Regions from separate parts of the Mus musculus genome. Here regions 1 and 3 are each linked to region 2. A link is a loop called in an ENCODE intact Hi-C map of the cell type or tissue named here. Cell type or tissue: left cerebral cortex. All regions are shown on one strand. Each heading gives the region's core, and the rest is flanking DNA. Links, peaks and the distances in the headings are about the cores only. Region 1 holds the start of Asic2 (acid-sensing (proton-gated) ion channel 2). Region 2 overlaps Asic2 (acid-sensing (proton-gated) ion channel 2). Region 3 overlaps Asic2 (acid-sensing (proton-gated) ion channel 2).

The links. Hi-C counts contacts between places; a loop is a spot of excess contacts. Peaks named below come from ENCODE experiments on the same cell type or tissue, not always from the same donor. Only the 100,000 strongest peaks of a DNase experiment are listed, where the experiment ranks them.
Region 1: it touches region 2 in a loop (4-fold over the local background); 3 of 42 quality-filtered maps call a loop at or near these places.
Region 3: it touches region 2 in a loop (2.2-fold over the local background); 2 of 42 quality-filtered maps call a loop at or near these places.

What each region holds. Positions count from the first base shown.
Region 1 is chr11:81,147,793-81,157,900 of GRCm38, forward strand. It overlaps Asic2 (acid-sensing (proton-gated) ion channel 2), which reads right to left and starts at 5,111. Exons shown (of 10, transcript NM_007384.3): 1 at 3,966-5,111. The coding sequence starts at 4,673. It overlaps Gm51910 (a long non-coding RNA gene), which reads left to right. Exons shown (of 3, transcript XR_003949744.1): 2 at 184-264; 3 at 730-3,941. In left cerebral cortex, for the core only: CTCF peaks have their summits at 4,502 (motif pointing left), 5,248 and 5,960; DNase peaks (open chromatin) are centred at 1,804, 3,003, 4,439, 5,209 and 2 more places; H3K4me3 peaks cover 4,012 bases; H3K27ac peaks cover 2,257 bases.
Region 2 is chr11:81,090,122-81,100,229 of GRCm38, forward strand. The region is part of intron 1 of Asic2 (acid-sensing (proton-gated) ion channel 2); the gene reads right to left. Among named protein-coding and RNA genes, the nearest start is that of Gm51910, 40 kb to the right of the region's middle. In left cerebral cortex, for the core only: no CTCF peak of the experiment used is centred there; DNase peaks (open chromatin) are centred at 2,167, 4,603, 6,052, 7,768 and 1 more place; H3K27ac peaks cover 501 bases.
Region 3 is chr11:81,005,231-81,015,338 of GRCm38, forward strand. The region is part of intron 1 of Asic2 (acid-sensing (proton-gated) ion channel 2); the gene reads right to left. Among named protein-coding and RNA genes, the nearest start is that of Gm51909, 110 kb to the left of the region's middle. In left cerebral cortex, for the core only: no CTCF peak of the experiment used is centred there; DNase peaks (open chromatin) are centred at 4,368 and 5,635.

The DNA.
Region 1 (10,108 bases), core at 1,125-9,124, 57 kb after region 2:
CTCTTGTCTGGAACTCCTATGTAGTCTTTAAGATTCATCTCAGATGTCACCTCCTCCAGGAAGCCATCGGAGGTCCCCACTCTGCTCTGGAGCCCTCTCTGTATGTCCTTAGCTCTGGTTCACACAACTCTTGCAAATTGCTGAAGGGTGTTTACCAAGCCTTATTTTATTTTATACCTCTAGCATCCAATAAAGACCTCGGCACAGAGTCCACATGGTTGATTCGAGAACTAAAATAAGAACGAACATGCCCATCTCTCCCAGGTAAGTAGCCAAGGAAAGACAGGGTAATTATGGTGATAGTACTTAGAACCTCTTACCACCATGTACCATGCACATGGTGCCTAGCTATTATTTTTTTTTAATACTTTAGTAATGGCTCCTGAATACTAAGCATCTACTGCCATCCAAGTTATCTCTTCTTACCTCTAAGACAGAGACCTTATTACTGGAAGCTCAGAAGCTAAGTGTCTGCCCAGGGAATATTGGTAGGAAGGAACAGACCTAAAGCCCAAGACCAGGTCTGTTTGACTTGCCCTCCTGAAGCATGCTGTTTCCCAGAGAGGGCAATGACCCCTTGTTCTTGATGTAGAACCTACCATGCAATGGCTTGTCTGTTCCTATTTCCAGCCTTTTGGTTTCTCTTTTAAGCCCCCCACCCCACCCCGGGCTCTCAGAGCTCTGCCTCAGAGCTCTGCCTCATGCCCAGACTACTCTCTCCACTGCCAGGAGCTACAAAGGAGCCAGAGCAGAGCTGAAGTTCACAGCCGATGCCAGGGAAACAACACAGGCTTTCAGAAGAAGCAGGCACCGCTCCATTTGACTGTCGAATGGTGAAACCTTCCTCGGCTTCAACAAATCCAGAGCCATCAGTGAACACGCCCAGAGTGTGCCTGGCAAATTAGCCCAACACACTGCCCTCGGCATTACGTTTCTCTCCTACTGGTGTTTGTTTTCAGACATGGGACTAACGAGAGACAGCTGCTCCCTTCCCTGAAAGTCCCCCATAAACGCTCCACCCTTCACTTGTTGCTCTACCATCTTAAAATGTGAGAATTACAGGTGTCCAGTAATTTATAGCCTGCTTCTCGTGCCACAGGCCGCCAGCTTCCCCCTGGAAGTGCAGTTTACAGTATTTGCTAGAGGAAGTCAACCAAGGCCCCAGAAGACACGATCCTGCAGATACCTCGTGAAAATACTCATTTTTCAAGGCTTTCCTGGGCATCCACTATGTGTCAGGTTCTGTGCTGGGAAGACAGCAGCAAACTACACACAGTTCTTTCCCTTGGCTAAGGGAGAAGCAAGCAGTCTTAGCAGGTACATTGAGATACACAGGGGAATAGAGAAAAACGGGAACAAACCTGTCTATGGGTTTTGTTTTTGGTGTGTGTGTGTGTGTGTGTGTGTGTGTGTGTGTGTGTGTGTGTGTGTGTGTGTGTGATGCTGGTTGGGGTCATCAGGAAAGACTCCAAGCCAAAATAAATCATCCTATTCCTCCTCCTTTCTCTCTTTTCACACACACATCTCTCCCTCTTTCACACACACACACACACACACACACACACACACACACACACACACACACATGGAGAGAGAGAAGGAGAGGGAGAGGGAGAAGGAGAGGGAGACTCAGAATCTGAACAGCCATGTGGCCCAAGAATTCCTACCCTCAGCTACTACATCACAGGGCCACTCCATCAAGGATGGCAAAGGCTCCACCAGAGAGCAGGCAGTTAGAGTTTCTGACGGGGTCTTCTCAGTGTTGAGAAATTTCCCTGAAAGCACTTCTTGAAGTCTTCAGCTAGAAAAACAGCAGCCCAAAGCATGCCTTGTTATAGGGCCTGAAACTCCCAGGACAGGAACAGAATGATAAGCTACCAGAGGTCACTTTGAGTTCCCAGGGCACAACGGGTAGTACTTTTACCCCCTTTCCTCAGCTCCTTATCTCCCATCCCACACAACTCATGCCCATGCCTGTCTTGGTCGTATGTCCTCAGCATGTAGACTCAGGTTAGACTTTATCTATGTAGACCACCTGAGATGGCTCCTATTCCATTCTTCTACCTTCTGGGAGGTGCCAGACTTGTGGGGGAGGAGGCCTGAGTCTTACTCAGGCAGGTTTTTCTGATAGCAGGTAGGCCCAGGATCAGAGAGGAAGGTTCCCCGTGGCTTCCGTGTAATGATTTTGGTGGTATACTAAGTTAGAATTTGAACTTGCTGATGTCAAGGAAGAGAGTGCTCTTTACAGTTCCCTCCTCATTTAAAAATATAAGGATGAAAGCCATTGCTAAGTCAGGTCTGCTGTGATATCGGAAGGCAACCCTGGCCGTCAGAAGGCAATCCAAACTGCTTAGTAAACCAATAATCGACCAACACAAAATTGCATCGAAGAGGTTGTGTGTTGTACAACTTAGAGCTTGTACTTAAATGTAATCTTGAACTTCAGTCTAACTCTAGAGCTTGCTCACCAGTGTTCGGCCAAAATCCAACTGACCACAAGGGTTGCTGCCTGTATTCTTTGGCTTTTATGCACCATGCTTGAGGTTCAGGAGGGAGCTTTGTATAAGTGTATGTTAGCAGCACTCCCTGCTTACAGAGGCAGGGAGTCTCAGATGAGATGGTCGGAAGGCCAGCTGAAACTCTCGCCATTTCCCAGCATGGGATGTGTTAGAGAGGGATAAGTCAGAATTACTCTATACTCAGTCCGACAGCAAAAATCAACAGAGTCAAGACTGAAGCTAAGGGTGGAATCTCAGGCAAGAGATAACCAGAACAGCCAATCAGAGACCTAGAATGACCCGCATCAAGCCAACACCTGTTGCAACCGTGGCAACTCTGCCATCCCAGGAAAAGCTTTGTCAGAGACAAAAATCCGGAAGAGCGATCCTTCTGAGAGTACTACTCACGAATGCACACCAACCTTCTCTGCACTGGTAGAAAAGCCAGAGCCCACCTAAGGGGCGTTTACACAGCAAAGGTTGGACAGGCTTGCACCATGCCGGGTCCTGGCACCAGAGCTCTTCGGAGACAGACTGCACAAGGCAGATACCTTCTGCCTGACATCTGCGTTCTCCAGACCCACAGTGTGCGGGAACCAGTACAGCAAATGGCTCACAAATCTCTAGCACAGCTTCTTTTGGCCCTGGCTGTTTGCATTTCTGAGCCTGCTGGCTGCAACTTTCCCACCTAAGGATATTCCTTCAGTCAGTAAGAGGAGCAAGGTGGGTGGGTGTGCTCATGGAGCGGTGTTTGTTTGTTTTTTTGTTTTTTTGTTTTTGTTTTTGTTTTTGTTTTTTGGTTTGTTTGTTTTGGTTTTTTTTTTGTTTTGTTTTGTTTTTTTTTTTTTTTTTTTTTTTGGTTTTTGTTTTCCAATGAGCAGAAAGTTGCCACTGCCTTAAAAAGGGGCCCACAGCTTTGGTGTTCATTGCTGTCCTTGGGAGTTTTCTCCTAGACTCCGTGCGGAACTCTGAAATAATAAGCTGTTTAGGATCTTAAACAGAGGTCCTAAAACACCTTGTTAGCCCATTTCTTTTGAAGGGTTTTGTATTGGTTCTCCCCAAAGAGAACAAGCCTCCCATTTAAGGCAACTCTAGAGACCAAACAGAGAGCAGTAGCTTTGGGTCCCGTGAACCTCGGGTGTGTGTGTGGGTCACTATTTAGAGAAGGGACCACAGAGAGTAGAAGGAGGAGTTTGAGAGCTGACACCGGAAGGAACTGTACAAGGAGACGCTAACAGCATTAAGATGACTTCCTAGACAGAGCCAAGCCCAAGTTTCCCACCACCTGAAGACTCAGGGGATTCGAGAGTGGCTTCTTCCTGGGCACTGAGGAGAGGTGACACCCAGTCAGGAAGTAGTGACACTCACAGGGGCCTGGTGTCCAGTCCCTGGGGCCCACCTAAGAGCCTCAGGACTCCTGGGAAGCGCGGGGTCAGAAAGGGCGGGTTCGCGCGGAGGGCAACTCACTGAGGAGAAGTTGTGCGGGCCACAGAGCTCGCCCCGGTACTTGCAGGAGAGCAGCATGTCCTCCAGCTGGTGGCCCAGACGGTCCATGAAGGCAGCGCTGATGCCCTCGAAGTGGCGCGGCGGCAGGAAGAGGCGGAAGTCGGCCAGCTTGCGGAACCACTGTCTGCGCGGCTCGTCGCCCCGCAGCAGCTCGCTGACCAGCGGGCGCGCGGTGCGGTTGGGCAGCAGCAGTCCTAGCCAGTGGCCCGCGTAGTAGAGGTCCCCCTTGGAGAGGCGCGGGAAGCGCAGGGGGTTGTTGTTGCACACGGTGACAGCGGGGAACGGCAGCTGGCGGCTCCACTCGCGGTGCACTCGCGTGTGTGACGGGAAACTGAGCCAGTAGAGCAGGCGGTTCGAGGACCAGGACAACAGCAAGCCAAGGGACGTGCAGAAGGCCAGCACCCACAGCGCCCGCCGCTGGAAAGAGCCTCCCGCCGCCGTGCGCCCCGCGCACATGTGCCGCAGCCCGTGCAATTTAGTGCGACTCAGGGACGGCCGCCCCCTGCGGGCGACCCCTGGCCCCTGCAGCTCCCGATCGCCGCTCCGGTCGCCCCCGGGCTGCCTAGCTGCCGCCACCGCCGCGGGCGCCGGCTGCTCGCGGGCCATACGGAAGCGTCCCGGGCCGCTGAGCGCGGTCGCCGGCAGCCGGGCTCCGCCGCTCCGGCTCATTCATTCAGCCCGAGGCTGGCGACAGCGGCGGCGGCCCCGGCCGGGCGGAGCCGCCATGGGAGTCCGCAGCAGCAGTGGGAGCAGCAGCAGCCGCGCGCAGCTTGTGCCAGGGAAGCCTGCTCCCGACAGGAGCTCCGGTGGCGCGGCATGCCCTCCCGGCGTCGCCGCCGCCGCCTCCGCGGGCGCTCGCCCGGGACTGAGTGCCGCCTCGGCCCGCCGCCCCTAGCTCTGGCCTCTCCTAACTACCCCCCACCCCCAGGCTCTGCTGGCCCCGAGTCTTCCAGAAGGACGAGAGTCACTGGGCACTACCTCCGGAGGGGCCCCATTGGGAGCCGCCTCTCCAATCCCTGGGCTCTGTGCCCGCCGACCTATCCTGGTCCTGGACCTCGGGGGACCCTGAGATGAGTCCCCCCTGCACGGACTAACCCCAGTTTTTACGCTGATCCTGAGAGAGAGACCACTGGGCCACCATGCCTGGTTTGGCCAGTCCCGGGGACCCCACTAGTCTGGCCCTTAGCCCAGTGGTGCTGGGACATGCGAGGGAAGGCGCCAAGGAACGAGCGCCCCCAGAGGCACTCCGCGGCTCCAGGCTCGGCGGGTGGGGTGGGTGTGTACTGGGGTGAGTGGTCGCCGAGTGGCGACTTGCACCTTCCCTTTCCTCCAGGACCCTTCTTTCTCACGGCTGCCGGAGCTGCTTTCTGCTGAGACGCTCCCAGGCTTCCCCAAGTCCTGAGTCCCGCGGGGTGTCTACTGTCGTCTGGGGCGGGGGCTTCTCAAGGCGTCCTGCGGAAAGCTGCTCGCTGCTGGGCCCCTCCAAGGTTGCTGGTGCTGGGAAACTATCGCTTTTCCTCTCGGCACGGATCGTCTTTAGAAAAACCCGGCTATGCTGTTCCTTGCCTCTTATTCTCTCTGGGAGACGGGAGCTGGGAACTGCGGAGCCCAAGCAACACCTCCTGAGGCTGATCCGGACTCGCTGCTCATCGAAGCTCGCAGCTCCGGTGGGCCCGTCTCCTCTCAAGACTCCAAGTCCACGATGGCGGTGACAGTGGCGGCGGCTGCTCTCCTCTCTCGGTAGCCCGGCCCTCCTCGGGCCCCGGGCGAACTTGGGCAGCAGCCGCGCGAGGCTGGCGCGGCTGGCGCTGCTGGGCTCTGAGCACCTGCTACTGCGCTCGCTGGCCCCGCGGCTCCGGGCGGGCGGGGCGGCGGCGGCCGAGGCGAGCGCTGTGCGCTCCTGGAGACGCGGTTCTGACGCTCCCGGCTCCTCCTTGCTGCATTTTAATTCCTGGCCACTGTGGCCGCTGCACACCAAGCGGGAAGCCTCTTGTTGAAGTTGCAGGGGATGTTGGGGCGGGGGGGGGGGGTTGGGGGCAGCACAGATGTGGTCGGTTGTACCGGCTTGTGGAAGAGATGGAGAGTAGTAAGAATGCTGTGTTTATGTGCAAGCCGTGTGCAAAGAAATGTGAAGGGATGCCTGGGCGTGTGAAATGGGCTGGAGAGAGATGGGACTGTGCAGCGTGGGCACTTGAGCAAGTGTGAGTGCGGTGTCGTGCAGGGGTGTGTGTAGGATGTGAACTGTTTATATGTGAACCGGCGTTTGTGCCAAGTCTTCAATTCGTGAAGCTGCCTGTGGGTTGATGTGCTGCGGCTGCTGGATGTGTCATAAGTAGACGAGTGCCTGTGATGGGCTGTATGTTCTATGTGTGCACATCCTTGGCTGTGGGTATGAATGAGTATAGTTTCCGATTTGCATGTGTATGAATTTCTTTTAGGAAGGGCTATGTGACCAGTTACTGGGAAAACTTACAGGACTTGTGGCAGGATGGACTCAAGGGGACAGCTCCTCTCTTCTGCCTCTAGAAATTTATCAAGTGCCCCAACCCCTTTCTCTGGAGGTGTTAAGCCAGGCAAAAGTAGCTCTCCCTGGATGTGAAGAGAAGGGAGAGTAAGAAAGGGGATGTCGTCCCAAGTCAAGAGACTCCACAAAGCACCCAAGGCTTTCAATAACTCCTGGACATTTTAAACTTTTGATACTGCCTTTTAAATATTCTGCTTAAACTTTCGGTCGGGGTGGGGGGACTGAATGTGGTTTCTAGATACAACTGGCTCCATTTTCTAAGTGATGTGAGGGAGGCTAAAGCTTGCCCAAAAGGGCACAGTTGGGCAGTGGTTAGCTGGGTTCAAGGCTCAGATCACAAAGCCCTGACAGTTTTTACTGTCTCAGAGGGTCTTGTGGTTTTCAGCCTCTGGATCAGGGCTGGGGTCCTGCTGTTTTGTTTTGTTTGTTTTGTTTGAGACAGGGTTTCTCTGTATAGCCCTGGCTGTCCTGGAACTCACTTTGTAGACCAGGCTGGCCTCTGGGGTCCTGCTCTTATGGCTGCCTTGGCATGCAGGGTTCACAAAAGAACTCTACACATACTTTCTAAACATCACTGAGACAGGCAGCCCTCCGAGTTCCTTACCTTTGGGATAAAAGAATTTCCAGACATTTCTGAGAGTAGATGGAATGGATGAAGGACCCAAAGCACAAGAAGACAGACACCCCAGTTAGTGGAGTATCAGAATTCTGGGACAGGAAACTGGAGGACGAAAGACTTGGGAACAAAGGTGAATTCACAGCTTTTGTGGGATTTAGGAAGATTTGTGAAATGACCAGGAGGTTTCTATGAAGGATGCAGAGGACTAGAGTGGATATTCTATTCCCACTGGCCTGGGGGCTTTCTTTCCATGAAGCAACTCCTTGTATCTAAACACTGGAGAAGATGGTCTCTGAGCCCCTCATCTCCCATTCATACACCACACATATGCACTCAGCACACATGTCCATGTACCCAAGCACACACTATATATACACATGCCCTACCAGGTTCACACAACTGCACAAATACATTTGACACATAATACAAAATTTGACACATTTGAACATACATACAAACATACATGCTGCAATCTTGCATGTGCATTCAATGCATACTGTATATTGTGTGTATATATACACACAGTATATAAATATACACAACCATACAACCATATATTACCCACAATGAATTCATTCACAATCATGTATATATACACACGATGCACACGTATTATGTATATGGATGTCCGTGCTCACTCTCTAGGGCACAGCTACACATACCTGAAGACCTCCACCTCTTCCTCCTCCTCTTTTTCCTCTTCTTCCTCTTCCTCCCCCTTCTTCCTCTCCTCCTCCTTCTTCTGTTTTTCAAGACAGTGTTTTTCTGTGTAGCTTTGGCTGTCCTGAAACTTGCACTGTAGACCAGGCTGGCCTCAAACTCAGAGATCTACTTGCCTCTGCCGCTAGAGTGCTGAGATGAAAGTTGTGTGCCACCACTACCTTGCTCATATTCCTGGAGAAGAAACTGTTGCTGCTGAGCAATGCTGAGATTCAGCTGTGGATTTGGTTTCCCTGAAAGCACCTGTCAGTTGTTGGCTTTGGCAGGAAGTTCTGAAGGTGCCAGTGTACTGTACTCCCAACAAAAACCTCCTATTCTAATAATTCTGGCTTAGACCGAGGATCCCTGCCTGGGAATTCAGGGACCTCTTCTAGCCAAGGTGGTAGCCTAGAGGCCTGGAAGCAGCTACTGTTAAAGGAGCTAAAACAAGCATGTGACATCTCCCAGCATCCTTACTCTGGAGTGGAACTATGCTCTGTTTTGTCAGAAGTCATTCTGGTTGATTCTGCGGTTATAGGCTTTTCTTTCCTGGCTGTATACTTCTTGAGGTATACACATGCCAGTGAGGGCTGATCAATTGTCACCGTTACCCCGTCTTTCCCTGTCCATTCTCCATATGGAGCAGGTACAAGCGAGTAGGGAGATCCTGCTTTGGCCTCCATGGATCTTGGCAAAGAAACAGAGAATGTGACTCCAAGCAAAGACTACTGTCTCTCTGGTGACCACATGTTTCAGCCTGCCCCCTAGGCTGACTGAGATGCCCTGCCCTCTTCAGTCAGCCCAGCAAAATTCTCCTTCCAAATCCCATTGCCTCCTAAGGGATGATTCCCTCGGTTCTTGCTGATGATTGGTCTTTCGCTACGATCCCAATACAATCACGCCTTGTGCTGATGTCACAGTGATAGTTCTAGCCATAGCACAGTGTCCTTGTGTGTGTCCAAGTCTTTCTTGAGGGCTCTGAGCCTTTTGAGGACAGAAATTACATCTCATTCATATTTATGTTCCTGCCTCTCATCTCACTGTCCAGGCACATTGATGACACACAGTAATACAGGAAAAGAGGGGAAAGAAAATGATATGCCTACAAAAATATATTGCATGCCAAGCATAGAATAAGACATATTTTGCTTTATTTCCATCTCTAACCCTTTAGGGAAGGAATTTTGCTGAACTAACAGCTTGGAGCAGAATCAAAGTGAGTTCTAAGTCTTCCCAGTGTCTAGGTTTTCTCTCCTATGTGTTGCCTATTTTTTTGGTTATTTGAGACAGGGTTTCTATGTATAGCTCTGGCTGTTCTGGAACTCACTTTGTAGACCAGGCTGGCCTCGAACTCAGAAATGCACCTGTCTCTGCCTCCCGAGTGCTGGGATTAAAGGCATGCACCACCACTCCTGGCTGTGTTGCCTCTTTAAATAGCATTATAATAGATATCACTGCCACCCCCGCCATTACAATTATTATCTCCACCGTTGTCATTATCATCATCACCATCATTCTTCCTTCCTAATCCATAGGGAAGATTCCAAATGCTTTACACTGAAGTAAGTTTGATAAGTGTTCTAAGTGTTTAATCCATCTAGAAAAATATTCTTTTATTTACTTCAAAGAGACCACAGAAAGCTTAAGTTATTTCCTTGAAGTCATACAGCTAAGAAGAAGAAGAAGAAGAAGAAGAAGAAGAAGAAGAAGAAGAAGAAGGAGGAGGAGGAGGAGGAGGAGGAGGAGGAAGAGGAGGAGGAAGAGGAAGAGGAGGAGGAAGAGGAGGAGGAGAAGGAGGAGGAGGAAGAGGAGGAGGAGGAGAAGAAGTAGGAGGAAGAGGAGGAGGAGGAGGAGGAAAAGAAGGAGGAGGAAGAGGAAGAGGAGGAGGAGGAGGAGGGGGAGGAGGAGGAAGAGGAGGAGGAAGAGGAAGAGGAGGAAGAGGAGGAGGAGAAGGAGGAGGAGGAGGAAGAGGAGGAGGAGGAGGGGGAGGAGGAGGAGGAAGAGGAGGAGGAGGAGGAGGAGGAGGAGGAGGAGGAGGAGATGGTGGTTTGCATTCAGAGAGCTCAGCTCCATCCCCTTGTTCCTCCCACACCATGGCTCACATGACTTAACTGTTTCTTCCTGATGGATTTGCTTGGAGAGCCAAACAAATCTTTAAGATTGTGCATAATCTGACCAGCACACCCTCTCCACCAAGAAACAAAAATTTAACACTATGATCTCCCCATAATAACCTTTTTTAAACAATTTTTTTATTAGATA
Region 2 (10,108 bases), core at 1,426-9,425:
GTCTGTCTATCTATCTATCTATCTATCTATCTATCTATCTATCTATCTATGTAACCATCCATCCATCCATCCATCCATCCATCCATCCATCCATCCATCCATCTATCATTGATCTATCTCTCTGTACTAGACTTGGATCCAAGGGCTAAACAATACTCTATACCTGAGTCACTGAAAATAAATCAGATACATTAAGGAAGATGAAGGCTGGAATGGGTAAGGCAACTCCAAAGGAGTGAAAGAAAGAGATGTAAAAACTTACAGAGATTACAGATAGAATTTATAGCTGAGTATGAGTTCATTAAGTCAGTTTCTCATCTCTGTGTTTATTTGACAAACCACCCTGTGCCAAGAGCTGGGGAAGGGCTGAGAGCAGAGGCCTGGGGAGTGACATGATGATGCCCCTGCCCTCAAGGGGCTTCCAAGAAAGTCAGGGGTTGAATGTGGATGAAAACAAGTGGTAGCTCTGGTTACTGTGTGCACAGGTCACTCGGGAATCATACAAGGGCAAGTATCTCTAACTGAGGGAGGAATTCCACAAGCAAGGCTGCAAAGAGGGACGATGCCTGTAAGAAACCTTGAAAGGCAGGGGTGTTGCTTGGGCAGATAGAGAGGCAGTGTGAAGGGCATTCTAGAAGGGAACAGGGGTGGGCACATGTCTGGAGCTGTGCCATGGCAAGGATGAATTCAGGAACTGAAATATGGTCAGAGAAGAGGACACGCCACAGACAACAAAACCACATCTCCTTCTAACCGGCTTCACCGGCTAACCTTGGGACAAGCTGTCTTTCCACTTTTGAGAATGTCTCCATCTGTACAATGAAGGTATTGCGATCAGACTTTCTAAGCCTGGCTATGTAGGAGGGAGTGAGCATCCTGGTGCCCAAGCTATTCAAGAAAGGAGTGGGCAGTCCCCTGGGTGGACTTTTGGACCACATGACCTTTGGGGTCTTTTCCAGTCCTGAGTGGCTGTTGTTCTGGGAACCATATCAACCTCTGGGGACCATGCTAGGCTGCTCAAGTCGAGCATCTGCTGTTTCCTGCATTCCAGATGGGACCTTTGCTGGTTTAATAGCTCTGTGATGCACAGTCACAGGCTGACTAGGAACCTCTACCTCTGTCTAGTAGATATTCAGAGTCCCTGCGGGGCTGATGGCTGGCAAGTGGTCATTCCCGGATAACAGCGGCCAACTCTGGGTTCTACTTTATGCTCTACCAACTCTGTACAGAGCCATTCCTTCCTGTCTTCCTGTGCTGGGAGGCAATGGCAGCATATGAACAGCCAGGTGAAGGAGCCCTGTCTACCAGATCAGAAGCCATGGTTACCATGGACATCCATGGCCCTTTCATCTTGCCTCCATTGCTTGCTCTGCTGACAAAACTGGAGGCTGGAGATCTGAACGCACAGAGCAGGAACATGGACTCGGGAGCCAGGTCTCCAGCTTGGCTTTGCTACTTCCTCAGCTGGCTGGGCTGGAAAATGTTGTATAGTCTCCCCAAGCATCTGTTTTCCCTGCTGTGAAATGGGGGCAATGATGTCCACATGTACCAGACAAATACAGCTGGGGGCAGTAGCGACTGACTCATGACACATGGAGTAGATGAGGGAGTTAATGGTAAAGCCCTGATTTCTAAATGAAGTGGAATGAAAATGGGTCCAGAAGATAAGGAGATGGTTTGGGATACACACATGTATGCACTTGAGTATACCTCATGCATACATCACACACACACACACACACACACACACACACACACACACACACACACACACACACACACACGTTCCTTCTCAGGGATATGCTCATTGTCTCACACACAGGCAAGCCTTAAGGTAAATTCTGTCTGATTCACACATTCCTTGCATAGCTGTCTATAGTAACCACACTGTGCTCTAGGAAGCTGCAGACCAAAGAAGCCGATCTCCAGGTGACACCCCCCCCAAGCCCCTGTAGGTGGTACAAAGTGTCTCCTTGGACTTTAGCAATGTTCCCCCACAGTCAGTTCTGGAAGCCATGGTTACACTGGCAAAGACTTTGGAGTGAGGCAGGCCCAGGGACCCATTCCAGCTATGCCATTTACTTTAAGCAATCCCACTGTCTGAGACACAATCTCCTCATCGGCCCATAGGAAGTCAGGTTGCCAGCTTGCTAGTGCTGGGAGAATTATTGATGCTGATGTAAGTACCTTAATGGGATATTACAGTGAACAACCAGAATCATCAACCCAGCCTGCCACATGTTCTAGAGACTCCTACTCACTGTCTATGTGGGCTTAGGCAATGTACTGTCTCAAAATTACAATGATGAAATATTTATCAAATGCCTCCTGCCATGAGCTCAATACTAGACACCCAGATCCTGGGAAATGGAAGGCCTCTCTCTGCGAAATGAAGGGAAGATGTAGGGGCTTTGGGGTGCTTTGTAGCCCAAGTGGATCTTATAACATTTCATAGCTGAGGCTGGCCTTAAACTCTTGACCTGTCCTGTCCCCACCTCTCTGTTGCTGGGATAGCAGGTATGTGCCACCACACCTGGAACCACAATCTCTTTGTATTCTAAGTATTTGTACAAGTATCTGTTGACTATGGCATGTCCAACCATGTAAAGGATGTGATTAGTATTCTTTGAGTTTACAAGAAGAGCAAGGCTTAGCTTCAGATCCCGGCACCAAAAAGAACAAGGAAGGGAGAGGTGTAGGAAGAACAGAGCCCTCCCTCTCCAACAATCAAACCAGCTAGTGTCTTCTTCCCATCATTGAATCTCCTCCATCTTGCAGGTTCTGCAAGAAATAACTCTCTGTAGCTTAAACCTCTCAGTCTGTGGCTTTTTGTCATAGTAGCTCCAGCAGACTCAGACCTGCCTCAAATGTCCATAGGCAGCATCCTAATAGGATTTAATTTGCATTCATGTTTTACATATATTTTTCTCTAGAACCTTAATCTAAAAGTCTTTTTTGACTTGTTGCTATTGCTGGTCATCCAGAAAAGTCAGATGTTAACATTTCGGTTCAAATGAACATACTAAGTGTGTATTTCCATGGAAATCGCAGACTCCCTGGGAGCTGAGATAGATACAGTGGGCTGGTTGAAGGCACTTACTTATTTCTTACAAGTGTTTGTGCTTGGGGGCCTTCTTCCTCTGGGGCAGTTCATTCTCGAATGGTCCCATTGGCTAGTACCAGGAAACTCTCATTACCACCCCATGCCCCCCCCCACCCCAACTCTACCCTTAGAGTGGTGAGGCCTGCTTTTCCTTTGAAGGTAGCTATGGAGAGTTTCCAGGAATTTGGCTAAGCCACATGGAAACTGGGGATCTGGAAATTGATTAGTTTAATCACTTTCTGGGCTTGTGTACTCTGGGGAAGGTGGTCACATATCCCTAGTGGTTTGGGGCCTGTTTTGAAAACAGCTGTGCTAGATGACACTCAAGGGTCCCTTCTAACAATGTAGGATTTGGTGTTTAAGTTTTCATCCTAAATCCCACGTTTTTCTTTTCCAATGTCTCTATAGCCTACTACTCCAGTGAATGGATGGAGAGGGAGAGGAAGGGGGAAGAGGAGGGGAGGGGGAAGGGGAGGGGAGGGGGAGGGGAGGGGAGGGGAGAGGAAGTGGGGAGAGACAGTAAAATAGCTCCTAGGGCATTTTGCTTTAGAGACATATACCACAGGACTTCTCTTGGGTGTTGTCTCCCAAGTTGACTTCTACTACAGACCCAATTCATATCTGCATATGCTCTTTCCAGACTTTCACAATGGAAATGGCACTAGAACCAGGAGTTAAATCCCACACAGACACATGGAGCTGTGGGACCCTGGCTATCCAGCAGCTGGAACAGTCCTTGTGGCATGCTTTCTGCAAGAGCCATGAGATGAGCTCTGCCCATCTCTCTGCTCTGTTGTTTCCTTGGGCAGCTTTGGCCTGGGTAGACAAAGGCTGAGGTTGCTTTACACAAAGCATTGGAAAGCCTGGCACCTCAATTTTAACTTGGTGATAAATGGCTTGGGGAGCTAGTTGTGTGTGTGTGTGTTTTGCATGGGTGTGGGTGTAGTGCTCTTGTGTGGCCCCATACTTGTGGGCATATGTGTGTATGTGCAAGTATATGAGATTACGTCTGGATGTCCAAAGTTACCTTGATCACTCTCCACTTTATTTATTAAGTCAAATCTCTTGAACCTAAGCCTGCCACTTCTGGTTAGCCTAGCAAGCCTACTTGCCCCATGGATCCCCTTTTGACTTCCTAAGTATTGGGATGAGAGATGGGTACCACATCTGCCAGATTTCTATATGGGTTCTAGAGATTCGAACTCTACTACTCATGTCTGGGTGGCAACCTCTTAATTCATTGAGCTGTCTAGCCAACACACACACAGACACACACACACACACACACACACACACACACACAGACACACACACACAATTCCTTTTGATAAATCAGATTACCAAGAGACACTTTGGTCTCTATGCATCCCAGCCTGGCTTCAGGACTCGGTTTTCTTTAAGCAGGGCACCCCCGCCAAGTCCTGGATACCATCCTGTAAAAGGAAAGTAGGTCATGGCCATGGGTGGGAAATCTTCAGAATACATCAGTGCAGGGAGATTAAAACCTGTCACCAACAAGGCAGCCTGCACGTGGGCACCCACGTGACCACTCCTTGTCTGAGGCCGAAACAGAGCCAGCAGTTTCTGGGGAATGCATTTTATTACAACCACTGCAATGCCTGGAGCGATCTTTTTCCTTTGAAGTTAGCAGCTTTTTAAAAGGAAGGTGAAGTTCGTAAAAAGCCATGGTTGTTATACAACTACACCATCCATTTTTTACGAGGTTTGGGCAGAAAGAGTCCCTCCCTGTATTTTCCTAAAAATTGGGGCCCCAGAGGTTGCCAATTCTGGTCGGGCTTCTTCTAACCTCTGCAAAGGACAATGAGATATCATCATGGCTGGACTGCTGAGCATCCTCAGTGACTGCCTGTTGACATAGTGATTTGTGGATGGGTTGCTGACCCTGTGCTATGGAATGAGGGACATCAAAGGGTTCATCCACCTCTGGGCTGTGAGCACCACAGCTTTGATGTGTTTTCTCTTAATTTCTCCACACTGCTACAACACCAGTGCCCCAGTCTCGATGGCTTAGGCAGCTCTTAAGTGTTCATGGCATGGGAAGTTGGGAAGTTCAAGATCACGTCTTGATCCTTGCTGCCCTTACAAGGAAGTGATGGGGACGGAAGTCCTGGGGGCCTCTTTTCATCAGAGCACTAATCCCAGTCAAGAGAGTTCCAACCTCACAACTTAATTGCCTCACTAAGACCCCTATCTTCTAATCTAATATATTATGTAGGTGGGCATGTCAGACAAATAGCACTGGGCTGTGAGCACCCCAGGGTTGCTGGAAATGTGACCATATACGAATTTATAAATGTACTTAAAACATTATGAGGGTGGGTCTTTTGTTTTTGCTTTTGCAATTAGAAAAAAAATTAATTGTTTGATGCATTGCTCTCTAGCACAAACTTCATAAATAGCAATCTTGGAAGGGAGGGAGATAGGGTGCAAGCATTTAGACCATAGCTCCCAAGGGTTCCCGTGGGCTCTGGCTGAGGCCAGAGATAAAGCTGTCATTACTTCCCTTCTACCTTCTCCTGGTTCGTTCTGGTTCCCTCTTGTCAGGACACAAAGCGCAGACCCTTTCTTCTCGCTTTTACTCACCTGCCTCTGTCATGTGAAAGTGAGGGTCAACATGAAACACTGGAATCCAAGAGCTAAGATACACATGTCCACAGAGACAGGGGACACCATCACCCCACGTGATGTCACTCACCGTTAGAATTACACACCTAGGCAAAGCCTCCCGGGACCGGTACCCTCCCCTTTCTCTTTGCCAGGGTCTGCGTTCATCTAGGTGCAGGTGAGCTGCATGGAGACACTACTGCCTGCATCCATGCTGGCTGGCTGGAGAGGGAGTTCCCTTTATTGGCAGTGTTGGAAGGCTGGCCAGAGAGCCGAGGAGAGCCGAGCGGGGATGACTCATGCGTGGGGTGGGAAGTGGTTCTTTCCAGCCCTGAGAACTCCTGCTCTATTTCTACCACAAATCATTTTTAGAATGAGTCAAGACAGAAGTAAATTCTGTGAGTGTAGGAGGTAGGGGAGGAGGGGTTTAGGGGCCAGGGAAACCCGTGGGTGACCTGAGCTCAGCTCTCACCCAGCATTCTTCTCCAGTGTTTACTCTGCTGCTCCCTGGACCAAGCCCCAGCATGGGTCTACAGAGGACAAGGAAGCCCCTAGCTGACCTTGGTGAACAACCTTTTTTCTTTTTTTCTTTTTTCTTGTTGCTGAGGAGTCCTGGACTCTTCCTTGGAGCTAGCTAGCTACATGAGAAATTTGTCTCGGATTTTATCAGCTTCAGAGTCATGCATTTATTTGATGTACAAATGATGAAATTGGGGGCTTTCTGAGTTGGCAGTTTGTAGAACTTTGGAGGTAATATCAGGGTTTATTAAGATTTAGGGGTTATACTGGGTGAATGTATTGGGTGAGCATATAGGACAAAAGGAGGCTTTTGAGAAGTCAGAAGGAGGATTTAAAAGTGACCATCTGGAACCTTAAAGTGTACCTTGTTTGGAAATAGGGTCCTTGTACGTGTGGTGAGTTAAGAGTCCTGAGATAAGCTCACTCTCACTTGCCTGCCATGACTTCTCTTTACATAAAGTCAAAGAGATCTGAACTCCAAGACACACAACAAGAAGCTAAGACCGTCGCCAGGCGTGGTGGCGCACGCCTTTAATCCCAGCACTCGGGAGGCAGAGGCAGGCGGATTTCTGAGTTCGAGGCCAGCCTGGTCTACAAAGTGAGCTCCAGGATAGCCAGAGCTACACAGAGAAACCATGTCTCGAAAAACAAAACAAACAAACAAACAAACAAAAAAACAAAACAAAAAAGAAGCTAAGACCATGGAGGCAAGACTGGGAGAGGCCGTAGGAATCCTCCGTGGAACCTTCTAGGACATGGCCCCACCCAAAGCTGTATTTTAGGTTGCCATCATCCCATTTTGAGAAGACATGTTTCTGTTATTCAGATCACATATTCTGTGCCGTTCTGGTGAGGCAGCCCTGGGACCCAGGCACATCTTAGTGTACGGACATGGAGAGTTCAGTTATGTCAAACACAGTGCTACTAAATGGCCTGACACCTGCGCCAGCAGAAGTGGCCGTTAGAGACAGGGAAGTTCTTGTTGGTTTTCAGCATGCGCTCCTGCCAGGGGAGTTAGCTGGGCTTGACGGATGCCCTGTAAGGTTGGGCTCAAAGTAGCAACTCTAGCAAGAGTCAGAACTACATGTAGCAGGGTTTGAGTGACACAGGCATTGATTTCTGGAATGAAGCAGACCTGATGTTGCCACTTAAATGTTTGACCTTGGACATGTTCGTTGATGGCCCCAGGCTTCAGCTGGCTTATGTGGTCAATAAGTACAATAGATGCTGGTGGGTATTACCAGCAGAGTTAAGGAGAATGAAAAGAGATGTACAGTGGGCACACAGTGGGGATCCCATTGTTTGTCTGGAGTCTGTCCTGGGCTGTTCCCAGGGTGAGGGACAGGGCATACTCTATAGGGTCCTGGCGCCCCCTCTAGTCACCACTGCTTCTCCCAACAGTCATCACTGTTGCTGTGTCAGAAGCTTGTCATCTGTCACTTCACTGAATCCTCCCCCACTGGCCTGGGAGCTATTATTATCTCATTTTACAAATGAAGAAACTGGGCCACAGAATGCCGAAGTCATTATGATGCAGACCCAGCCAGCCGATGAGAGTTGGAGCTGGAGTTAGGCGGCAGGGTGAAGGCAGTCAGAGTCTGCTGCCCCAGGGACCTGCACAGGGGTCTGAAGTAATGTGCTGGTAGGCTGGTAACAAACAACCCCGCAGGCCACAAGGCAGAGCTGTTCAGGAGAGGGCCTTGGAGGAGCCTCACCCCAGCACTGACAGTCTTGTGGACCCTGAGGCTGCCCTGGGATCCATCACTCACCCTGAGAGATGCTGAGGACCTGGACACTCTGTGAAGGATGATGGCATGGCTCTGGGCAGTGCTGAGGCTCTGACTACAGAGATTCTCTGCCTCCTCCTTGCTTCTCTTTCCTCTGTGGCCTCCCTTGGGCTATTCTTGTCATTGAAGTGACAACATGTTGGCCACTGATTCTATGCTCAACTTGTGCAGCTCTCCACATTTTGCCCCCTCTGGGCACATATCCATAGTGGCCCACTGTCCTTGTGGGATGTGGCTTCACCTCTTCTGTTTCCTATGCTCACTCAGTGTTAGCCTCTTCTTCCTTTTGTACTCGACAGCCCAGCCCACACTACTCTTAGCTATTTATGTCTTTTGTTCTTGGACCTGGAATACCCACAGCCCATTCCTGAGCCTAATATGCACCAATCTCACCAATTCCCCTTATCCAAATTGCTATGTAAATCCCAGGTCTTTCCTGAACACTCCAGTTAAAATTGTGATCCTCAGCCCTAGGGGAGTGAGGGCTCTGCAGGCCATGGACTTCTTGTCTGCTTGGCCCACTGCTGTACAATCTGTGTCTTGAGCTGTGCCCAGCACACAGTATGTGTTCAATAAACATTTGCCAAATGGATGAACCCTTGAAAGGGGTCCTGATGTGTCTCCATGTCATTGTGTCTAGTATGACACATAGGGTCTCAGTAAATGTTTCCCCATACACATGAAAAAGTGATTCTAATTTTTAAGCATGGTTCCTGGTCAGAAGACAAGGCCATAGAGCTGTGTCCAACTACCTCAAACCCAGGTGGTGAGAAATGTTCTGTCCCACTTAGTGCTGTGCCAGCTTCTTCTACAAGGTCTCTTTAAGTCTCCTTAGCTTCCAAGCCTCTGTATGTGCTCCTCCCTCTAGGAAGCCACGCTGACTTCCAGGGACTGGGTTAGATCTCACTTACTGGAGCTCTTCTGACACAGCCCTTCCCAGTGTTTCTCATCTCCCACTTTACTTGATGCTGACCACAGGGTAGCAGCAGGAACACTTAAAGTAGTTCTAGATAGGAATAGATACCTGCCCCCTAACAACTCCTGCTTCCTCTCCTTCCCTTCCAAGGTAGGGGTCCAAGGTAGGGCAGGTTGGTCTCCCACATCAAGCCCAGAGACCTAAAGCTCTTTCTTTGGACCCCAGCTTTGGAGAGGATTCTCAGGCCCTGCTATAACTGGGGATGCTACCCAAACCCTCCCCCCAAATGGCTGCCCTTTGTTGAGACTGAATAGAGAAAGGCTTCTTGCACACAGCCAACCACCTGTCAGGGAGATGGAAGAGGTATGGATGTTGGGCAACAGGTCAGAAAGCAAATACTGAGCACATCTTAGAGGCTCTGCCAGACTTTGTGCTAGTTTAGACCTGGAGTTCTCAGTCTGGAGGAGGGTTTGTCATTGAACTAGGCTACTTGCCTGGTCTGCTTTTCAAGGCTGTAAGAGGTGACCAGAGGCTGGCAAGAACCAGAACAGAAATAGCTAGAATCAAGAGTAGGGTATTGTACTGGCTAGTTTTGTGTCAACTTGACACAGCTGGAGTTATCACAGAAAAAGGAGCTTCAGTTGAGGAAATGCCTCCATGAGATTCAACTATAAGGCATTTTCTCAATTAGTGATTAAGGGGGAAAGGCCCCTTGTGGGTGGGACCACGTCTGAACTGGTAATCTTGGGTTCTAAAAGAGAGAAGGCTGAGCAAGCCAGGGGAAGCAAGCCAGTAAGGAACATCCCTCCATGGCCTCTGCATCAGCTCTTGCTTCCTTGACCTGCTTGAGTTCCAGTCCTGACTTCCTTGGTGATGAACAGCAATATGGAAGTGTAAGCCAAATGAACCCTTTCCTCCCCTACTTGCTTCTTGGTGATGATGTTTGTGCAGGAATAGAAACCCTGACTAAGTCAGGTATCTCTTGCCCCACGCTGAGCCTTTATCTTGCTAGTTCATGCATCCTCCTCCCTCAGACAAGATGTCCTTCTAAGCATGCTCTCTGTACATTTTATGGTTGGGTCTCCCAAGAAAAAAATCAAAAGTGGGACACTGGCACAGCAGCATCTGTGTTCTTAGAAATTTGGGTACCTCTAACAT
Region 3 (10,108 bases), core at 713-8,712, 86 kb before region 2:
AGCATTTGAAATGTAAATGAAGAAAATATCTAATAACAAATTGAAAAAAATAAATAAAAATGAGTTAATAACTAAGTGAATAGCAAGGCAGAATTCTCTTGGGAATGGAGGGACCAATGCAATAAAGGGAGGACTCCAAAAGTAGGCTGAGACTGTGCTCAGAGGTCTGGAACACCCAGCTCATTAACTATAAGCTCCATGTTATCTGGAGGCAACATCTCTACCTAGAGGATTCGGTTGTTCTAAAAGAGACTCAGATGGAAGAGTTAAGAGCCAGCGTGCTGAGATGAATCCACTCTTATCTCCTAGCTTCCTCTGAACGTTTATAGATCCATTCTCTACCTTCAAAGGCTAGCTGTATCCTTTCATAAGGATTAAACTCCTGCCCCAGGAATTTGGACTATGGTAGGTCAATGTATGCCCAGGCAGAAGTCATCAGAGATGCAGAGCAGGATGTTTCTCTGGAGAGAACATGGAGAAGGGAGATCAAGAGAGGCTGGGGGTCTTTGAACAGGAGATTCTTTGCCCAGATCGTACAGCCTCCCCCAGATCACATGACTCCACTTCCCCAAACTCAGTTTGATGATCACAGCCCCTACTCAGGAAGAACTGACCACTTCCTTTGTGTCTCACTGGGAAAACATACCATTGGTCCTACATCTTAAAGTACTAACAATAACCATTTGAGATGTGTAACAATGTTTCCTGGTATGGAGACCACCTATGAGTGTCTTATAGATGGTGAACTGGAGCCCTTGATGTTGCCAGAGCAGTCACAAGCTAGATGCCACTGTCCATGGTGCTGACCAGCAGACCTGTTGTCTTTTTGAATCCCAGAGTGTCCTAATACTTCTTCATTGTTTTCAACATAGAACTCAACAGGTTCACCAAAGGCTCGGGGATGGGACGAGAGGAGAATGGAGTATAATGAGCTTTTCTTGGCAGAAATGTTTAGTTTTGCCTATTTTCTGCACCTTTGAAGGCTCCTGTTTGCTACCTGGTAGTACTGATTGAGGCTACAGAGCACTGGCTGTTCACATACATCCTTTGTTCTTCCTAGATGGTGACCAAGCAGGTGAAATGCCAATATATTGAATTCTAGACATTTTTGATGGATCCATTTAAGAGCAGCTACAAGCTGGAACTGGGTCAAGGTCGTTTGCATTCTACATGGCTAAGAATTAACCATTTTGAACACTATTAATTTCATGATAAAAGGGAGTCACTATATGCTTTAAATATTCTTGAAATATACTTTTAAAACTGCAGTTTATTGAAGGCTTGTTCATGCCAAAATTGCAAGAATTAGTTTTCTTTACATATGTGTCACCTTATTCTCAATATAATTCAGTTAGAAATACTATGATTATCTCCATTTAGGGGAGCACAAAGAATGGCCAGAACTAATGAACAACTGGTCCAAGGTCACAGAGCCAGTGAAAAATTATCTGTAGACCACTGGTCACCACAGCATTTTATTAGTCTACATTGATATGCTCAATCTTTTAACAATTTCCTAGCAACCAACAAGATGTTCCCATAGCAACAGTAGTAAACTCAGTACTAATATTTGGATAATATTTTTTTAGAAAGCTCTTAAATTCAAAGTTAGTATTCCATACCTGGGAACATATATTAAAAGAACTTAGCCTAATTGTGGAGAAAATTTATGCACAAAGGGGTAGGCTGTGGCGCACCATTCAGTGAAGTACACACAGTAGGCCTGTAATGACATGGCCCCACAAGTTGCTCTCTCTTGCCAGAAACTGCTCCCATTTTCTAGGAACTGTCCTCACACAACTTGCCCTCTTGCTTCAGGTGACTGCCCCAGGGTGGACACCCGACTGGAACAAGTTTTCTTCATGGACCTTTTCCAGATGGATTTGGAAGAGCTTAGTACTTTTATGCCCACATCAGACACATTACTGTCTATCTTGCCCTTGTACAGTATGGGCAGAAGAGGGCTAGAATAAATGGAGAGAGGAAGAAGAGGAGGAGGGAGGAGGAAAGAAGATGAGGAGGAGAAGGAGGAGGAAGAATAGGAAGAGGATGAGGAGGAAGAGAAGGAAGAGAAGGAGGAAGAGAAGGAAGAGAAGGAGGAAGAGGAAGTTAAAAAACAGTGAAACCATGTCCAATGTCTTTCTTGCATCCCCATGACACACTTCAACTCTTCAGAGAGCTCAACAGCTCTTGGACCTTGAGAGCCCCTCACATTCTTTTTACTAACTTTTTCCCCCTTGCCCAGGCCAGCTGCAATTTGTTTTCTGTTAAGAACAAAAGTTTTAATTTAAGGTGTGGATTACAGAAAGAAATTGTGGGGACACATCCCTGAACAATGTGTGGATCTCAGGCAACCAGTGGACCACAAAAAAGCTGCCTGAAGTAGGGTGGGACTTGACCACAGAGGAGGTATGAAGCTGACTCAGACTCGTGGAAGCTAGTGAGCTGAGCCATTCACACTGATGTGTGCGCATCGGTGTAGGGACTAAGTGGCAACTCAAGGATGTGGATGTGGGCTCCAATCCTCTTGTAAAATTCACCCCTGAAAATACTGCAGCAGAGCCAACCAAACACAGAAGACCCTCCATGATTGCTTCTTCTCTGTTGTTAACCAGGACAACTACAAGGGAGATGTGAATTCCACCTTTTACAGCTAGTAAGCGTGAGTTCATGGGGCTACAGTTTCACTGTTCATGGTTCTGAGACAGTGGGTGGGGTGCTTTCTGAACTCCAGGGCATAGGTGTTTTCTCATCCCTTTTCATGTATAAATCAAGAAGCTCACAGGGGTTGGCGATGGGAAGAGAGAATAATTAATGGTGTCTTGTGAGACATAAAAGAGAAATGGATTCATTCTATGTACACAGACTACCTTCTTATGGGCTATCCGGGCTTTCCACTTACATGCACTGCCTCAGCTCCAAGTCCACCTTTCCAGTTTCTCTCCCAAGAACTTCGCAAGCCACATTGTGAAGCTATGTCTTGCAGGAGACTGGAATGTTGGGCTGGCCTTGAAGGATACTGGAAAAAGGACCATCATCCACCATTTTTTGTAGCTCCAGTCTGCATTCCTAGCCTCTTTAGCTCTTTTGTTCCCTCCAGCGCTACAGCAGAACCAGTTACCCTCTACCTCTCCTCCTCTGGGTCCCTGTCTGTATTCTGAGCAACCACCTTCCTGCCTGTATCATCTTCTCAGCGCCTTCCCTGCAGCATCTCATGACCCCACACTGACTACGCCACTTTTCTCTTCTTCCTCATCCCTAGAAAGCAGTAGTTACTAATCCCTGGGACCAATCTCTGCCAACTGCTTCTTCAGCCAGCTAGCACAGATGTAGTACACTTCTTGGATTTAGTGATCTCTACTTACATCCCTCCAATCTCAATTTCTCCATTTATAAAAATGGAGGCTAATCCTTAACTCATGACACCGTTGGGAGGAGTTGATGGCATGGCAGTTGAATGACAGGCCCAGAGCAGTGGCTCTTACATGCTGGCCATTCCCTTCCCACAAGTATTGAAATCTAGATGGCCCCTGACTTTGCAATGGTGATAAGCAGCTAGGGAGAGATGCACTTCAAATCCTGAGTTCTCACTTTTTTCTAGGCTAATAGTATACAATGCAGCGCTATCTGATGAAGCTGGTGGTGGCAGCCAAGTCTGAGGTCTCGCTCGTGTATGACCATGAAGGTTAACAACATGCTACAGTTACCTGTATTGCCTGTGTTCAATGCATTGAATGAACTATCCAGTGCTTTACTGTAGTGTAGGCTTTGTGCTAGGTGATTTGAGAAATTGCAGGCTATTGGAAGTGTTCTGCTTATCATTAATGTAGGCTGTGTTAAGTTTGCATGTCCAGTAGGTTAGATATGTTAAACACATCAAGCTTCTGCAATTCACACACCAATAGGAGATTTTGTCCTTGGGTTCCTTTTTAAAATTGATGATGATGATGGTGGTGGTGGTGATGATGATGTCTTCTTCTATTACCCTCTACTTTATCTTTGAGACAGGGTTTCTCACTGAAGCCAGCACTTACAGATTGGCAAGCCTGCTTAGCTACTGAGCTCCGGGGACCCACTTGTCTGTGCCCCCATCACACTAAGGTTACATTTTTTTTTACGTTGGTGCTGGGTATTGAACTCAGATCCTCCTGTTTGTGTTGTGGGCCGTTGACTGAGCCATTTCAACAATCTTCTCTCTTGATTTTCTGTTGAAAGAATTGATTTCCAGGGATCGGGCCCCAGTAAGGTTGAAGCCATGTCCCACAGAGCCCTTTGCCCAACTGCCACTGCCAGCTCAGAGGCAGAGCTGGTAGACACCCACAGCAAGCGGAGGCGGAAGCTTTCAAAACGAACCGCACTGTTGAAGCAAAGCGTCCTCTCAGCATTCTCGGTCTCAGTCACTTGAGCAGATTCTAATTTAGTCTCAAAAACATTCTTCAATAGCCGCGGGCAAGTGCTGCATTTCACGACAGAAATGGGTACAGGGAGCTCAACTTCAGCCCTCCACCTCGGGGCCAGTGACAAATCCCTGGAAATTACTTGGGGGAGGAAAGAGGGAGATGTACCATCTGCAGGGCTAGAATGAATGAATGAATGAATGAATGAATGAATGAATGAGTAAGAAAATCTTTGGCTAAATTCTGGGTTTGGTACTTTGAAAGCATAACCTTTACCTAATACCTTTCATTCATTTGCACACCCATGTCATGATCTCCTGTACCGTGACTTCTGATTCAACTCCAAAGAGTTGAATCAGAAGGTCTACACAGGAAGGAGGGAAGGAGGAAGCATCTAGAAGGACTTAGACTCCTCCATGAGAAACAGAACTGAAGCTGCCTTCTTGGGAGCTTTTATGAGTTCAGTCCCTGTTGACAGAGGGGGACCATCTCCCATGAACTCAACCTGGGGCAGCCTCCCAGGCTGATGTCAACTGAGGCCACAACCCAACCGGGCCACTCTGCTTTCGGTTGCATCTGCTTTGTTTTGCTTCTTGACACCTTTGGAAGAACTGCTTTCCCCATTCTGAAAACGCACTTGATTGTTTCGGTTCTACATTTGAAACAAGGATGGATAATATCTCAATCTAGGAGAGGCTACGTTAACCAGAACCCATTGAAGGGAAGCAGTGGGTGGGAGGAAGGTTTCTTTGATTGTTGCAGAAAAATTGAGAAAACTCAAATGCTTTAGAATATATAGAAAAAAAAGTCAATTATGAGAAAGAGAGAGATACAGAGAGAGAGAGAGAGAGAGAAAGAGAGAGAGAGAGAGAGAGAGAGAGAGAGAGAGAGAGAGAGAGAGAGATTAAAAGCAAGAGGAGAGGGAAGCAAGCAGAAGCAACATTGGAGGTGGTTTAGTAACTGCACATTTCAATTTACTGAAGACAGAAACACATCTCACTGTTCTCATGCAAGTTCATCCTTGCTTAAAGTCTGGAAAGGCAGGAGGACGAGTGTTTGTGTCACGTAGTGGCAGCTACAAGTTCACTAACACGCACACATACACCTACTTGGGTCAGAGCTTCAAGCATCTTCAGGCAACTTTCTCTGCAAGTTTCAACTCCCTGTCAGTTTTTCCCAGTTAATGAGACACAGCAGGTTTGTCCCAGGGAAACAGCCGCGGTAGCAGCACAGAGGAGGCAAGGCAATCTTTCCTGATGTTTCTACCGTAGGTTTTAATTGAGGGAGGATCTGCTAATGATTTTTCTAATGAGCAAAAATGACCTCACACTACTGTGAAATTTGGGGCCAGTGCCAACTTAGCTGGCAGGCAGAGGAAGGAAGGGGGCTAAGATTTATTGAGCACAGTGCGCATATTCGTCATGGCTCCTGCATGTTTATTTGAGACTGGGTTTCCAGCATCCCAGGCTGGTGTCAAACTCGCTCTAAGCCAGGATGACCTTCAGCTTCTGATTCTCTTGCTTCTGTCTTCCGAATGCTAAGATGATGGGTGTGTGGGTGCCCGGGATGAACCTAAAGCTTTGTGCATCAGAACAAGCACCCTACTACCTGAGCCGAACCCCCAACTTCTCACCACCCCTCTTAAGTGCTCACGTTTGTGAGCCCCTGGACCTGAATCCAGCTCAGACTTGCGGGTTTCCCTCTCCAGGTTGCAGCAGCCCCGTTGGGTACTGACTTTCTCATAGACTGCAAGGCGTGTGGTGTCTGCTTAGAATCCCAGGGAGCCCATTCAGGGGCAACTTTGGAAGTCAAGAAGCTATGATGCCTACTGAACAGAGAGGAAGAAAAGCCTGGAGAGGGACCGATGGGAGTAGAACAAGGCTTTTTCCACTTAGGACCAGAAAGGCAAGAAGAGCTGATCTGTGAAGCAGTGCGCGCACAGTTAACAAGGCACCTTACATTTGCTGTATCATTTCCTAGGCCCTCATGCTTTCAGGGAATTGATTAGACATTAAGTTTATGTTCATCATAGTGTTCAAAGAACCACAGACACACGTCATACACTCCCCATATTAGCCAGGGCAGTGATTATTAAACCCATTTCATAGACAGTTGAGGCTCAGTGAGGAGAAAGCAAGTGCTCAAAGTCACACAGGAAGCAGCAAAATTAGGGCTCAAGTCAAGGTCATTTGGCTTTTGTAGACTTTGTTTGGTCTGTGCCATGCACCCCATAATATTGGAGTGGACTGTATGCATGGTGATTAAGGTCCTAGGGTCAGAGGTTCATCTGCACGGGCTCAAACTCCAGTCCCACCCCGACATTCTATGCCTCTTACCAACGCTCTCCATGGTTCACGTTTCTCACTTATATACTGCATGACCCACCGGTACCTCCTTTATTGCTTTATTGTGGGGATTAAATGGCTAAGCTTAAAAGCATTCAGATGAATGTCCCTCTCAGCTCTCAGGCAATATTAGCTAACAGCATTTTATTATAAAAATAATAATAAGTAATAAAATAAAAAGTTGAAAGCGTTTCCCTGACATCTCAGTTTTAGATTGCTATTTTGTTTTGCAGAGAAACAGAAAAATACAGAAACAACAGGAGAAAATAAAAGCTCGCTATATTCCCAGCACAGAGCAATAATCGGAATGCTTTAGTACTTCTCTAACTATATATATATTTTTTTCCGAGCATATACAGAACCACACGGAGCCAGCCCCCCACATCTGTGGGTTCCATATCCACGAATTTAACCAACTGCAGATCAAAAAATATTAGAAAACAATTTCACCTGTACTGAACACATGCAGTTTTTTATTGTTGTTGTTCCTTAAACAGTATAGCAGAACACCTATTTACATAACATGTACATTCATGAGGGTGTTACAGAGACTCTAGAGACTATTTAAAACATATGGGAGAAGATGCTTGGATTCTCTGCAAATATGTTATCATTTCAGAATTCTATGCAAGGCTCTTGAGCCCCTGCAGGCGTTGATATCTTCAGAAGGGGTGGGAGGGATGGGGGTGTCTCAGAGCCCACCCCTTGTGGATCTCAAGGAGGACTGGTCTTTGACAAGCTACTATCCTACCTTTTCCAATTAGCATCAGAATGTGACCATTTCCCTATGCCATTATTCAGTTGCTAAAAAAACACAACCTTCACCCAGCTGTTACAAACTACTCCGTTCTGGAGGTAAGCCATAATTGAGGTGGTGGCGGCTTGCAGTCGTCCTTGAATGTGGACGAGTTATATGTGCACTGACGTCACCCTGCTGTGCCACCTATACAGTAGGTGCTTAGTATATATTAGCTATGAGGAGCAGGAACTTCCATATATCCATTGTATCGGTGTCTTTCTCCCCCAGCTCAGCAAAAACAAAACAAAAAAGCCCTTTGCCAATTTTCTAGGTAAAATATGGGGTCTTATTGTTGCTTTAATTAATTATCGATTTGATTAATAGCGAGGATGAAAGTTGGCACATATTTCACTCTGCTGTGTCTTCTCCCTCCCCTTTCTTGGGAGCTTCTCTCCATCTTCCCACCTGCTTCTGAAAGCACCATTGTTGAAGGAAAGGATGCTAGCCCGGCTCACCGCATCACATTTCCTTGGGTCCTTTTGCATTTCCAGATAATCTGAGAGGTTCCCAACAATGAATCAAGTGCTTGCTAATTATTTTAAGGTAATTGCTTTAATACGTTTAGATACTCATTAATTTTGAGAAAGCAGTGACAGCTCTCAACTATTAATGAACTTCTTCCTCATGTTGAGGGCGTTGACAGTGAGCACCCAACTCCCCTGACATCTCAGCTCCAGATAGCCATCTTGTTTGGCTGTAACTACACACACACACACACACACACACACACACACACACACACACACACCTTATTAAAGTTCAATGATGGCTTAGAGGAACCTTCATAGAAGGCATTAGCATCCAGGTAATTACTGAGAAGTGACGGCAATTGAAGAAAAATGAATTTTATTTCCTTTCATGACAACAGAGCCCTCCCACCACCTGCCCAGCACAGGTGTGTGTTTCTTTGGCACGCTGCCTTTCCCGCTGTTCAGAGAACTGACGGAGAATCACAGAATATTCCAGAATGGACAGGATCGGATATTGGATCGCATGCTTCTGGGTAAATGCCCAAACCCCCTAGGAAAGGCTGTTCTTTATCTTTGTGGAATATGCCCAGGAGTTAAAGCTTCCTTGCTAGTGGCTGTAACTTGGTCCAGGGTTTATTGATGAATAAGATGCTCTTTCTTTAATCAAAGCAGTGACATCACTGTTGATTTTATGCACACCAGTGACTCCCATATGACCTTTGGAGGTTATTGTAGTGTTCTCATCTCTAGCATAATGGTTCTGGAGTCAGGGCTGATGCAGCTCTGAGTTCATATCTAGGATGTATAACTATCTCAGCACATGAGAACTGCTTAGTGAGCCGCCTTCCTGCCTTCAGAGCCTTTTGCCTGGCAAGAGTGATAGGAACCACTCAGATTTAGGGTTCATTTTTTTTTTTACTGTCACCTACCTGGAGACTTTCCTTGAATCATAGACTCCCACAGCATGACCCTCACGTTGGTCCTGTGTGGCAGACACTAGCATCATCTTTGCTTTACAGAGGTTCAGGGAGGCTCCAGGTCATTCCAGCTGTGGCAAGCTTAGTAGGGCAAGTACCAGGATGCATAAAGAACCTCACTTTATCTAGGAGTTAAAGTGACTCAACAAAGGTATTGGATCCGGCCGGCCAGGCCATGTTTACCCCATGATATAGTGACAAAGCTTGGAGAGGAAGGTGTTATTTTCTCTCTAGAGAAGTCAGGGCTCAGGGAAGTTAAGAAACTTTCTCCAGGTCACACAGCCTAATGGCTATGTGGGCTTCAAACAGAAGCCTATCAGACCCAAGGCTCTCTTTGTTTTGAAGACAAGACACGCATCTTGGGAGTCAGTTCCAAACACAGCTGCAGGTAACCATGGAGTCAGGAAGGCACAGTGCAGAATCCCATGCACCCTCTGAGCTTTTGGTGAAGTAAAATTACACTCTTTATTCAGTGCTCATCTCCTCTTGTGTAGGCTTCACTCTAAACATCTGAACTTTCTGCTAATTACCGTCACATTAATTAAAAAATAGATCCTCTTTAATTTCATAACAGGTGGGTTGTGAATCTGGAAGAAAAGTTGAAACTTATGCGGAATTACTGTGTGGCTTATTTGCATCTCCAATTGCTTCAGAGGACACCAGGGACCAGACCGCTAGCCTCCTGGCTGTATTTTGCGGGCTCTGCCGGCTGTGCCGAGCGGTTGGCGATGGTGTCTCCAAACACCACCTGCGAGGATCCTGGCTCCAGCTGGAATCCCTGGACTTTCAGCCAATACTCAGAGCCATAGAGCAAGGCCTGAGAGACTTCACTGTGAAAGACAGGCAACTACTGAGAAGCCAGTGCCTGGCCCAAACCTGGCTCTTACTGGGTACTCAAGAAATGCTAGCCAATGATTAAACTAAGCCACAGCAAGTGTTAGAGGGACAGGCCAGGACTGTTGGGCTCCGGGGCAAAGATATGTGGTGTTGATCTGTAATATCTTATCACTGTGTGTGAAAAACCAAAGCGAACCATAGATCTGAGTACTGAAGCCACACCCCCTTCTCTATTCCAAATGACTTTGCATCTGCTGTTCATCAGATTCTCCTAACACTTATG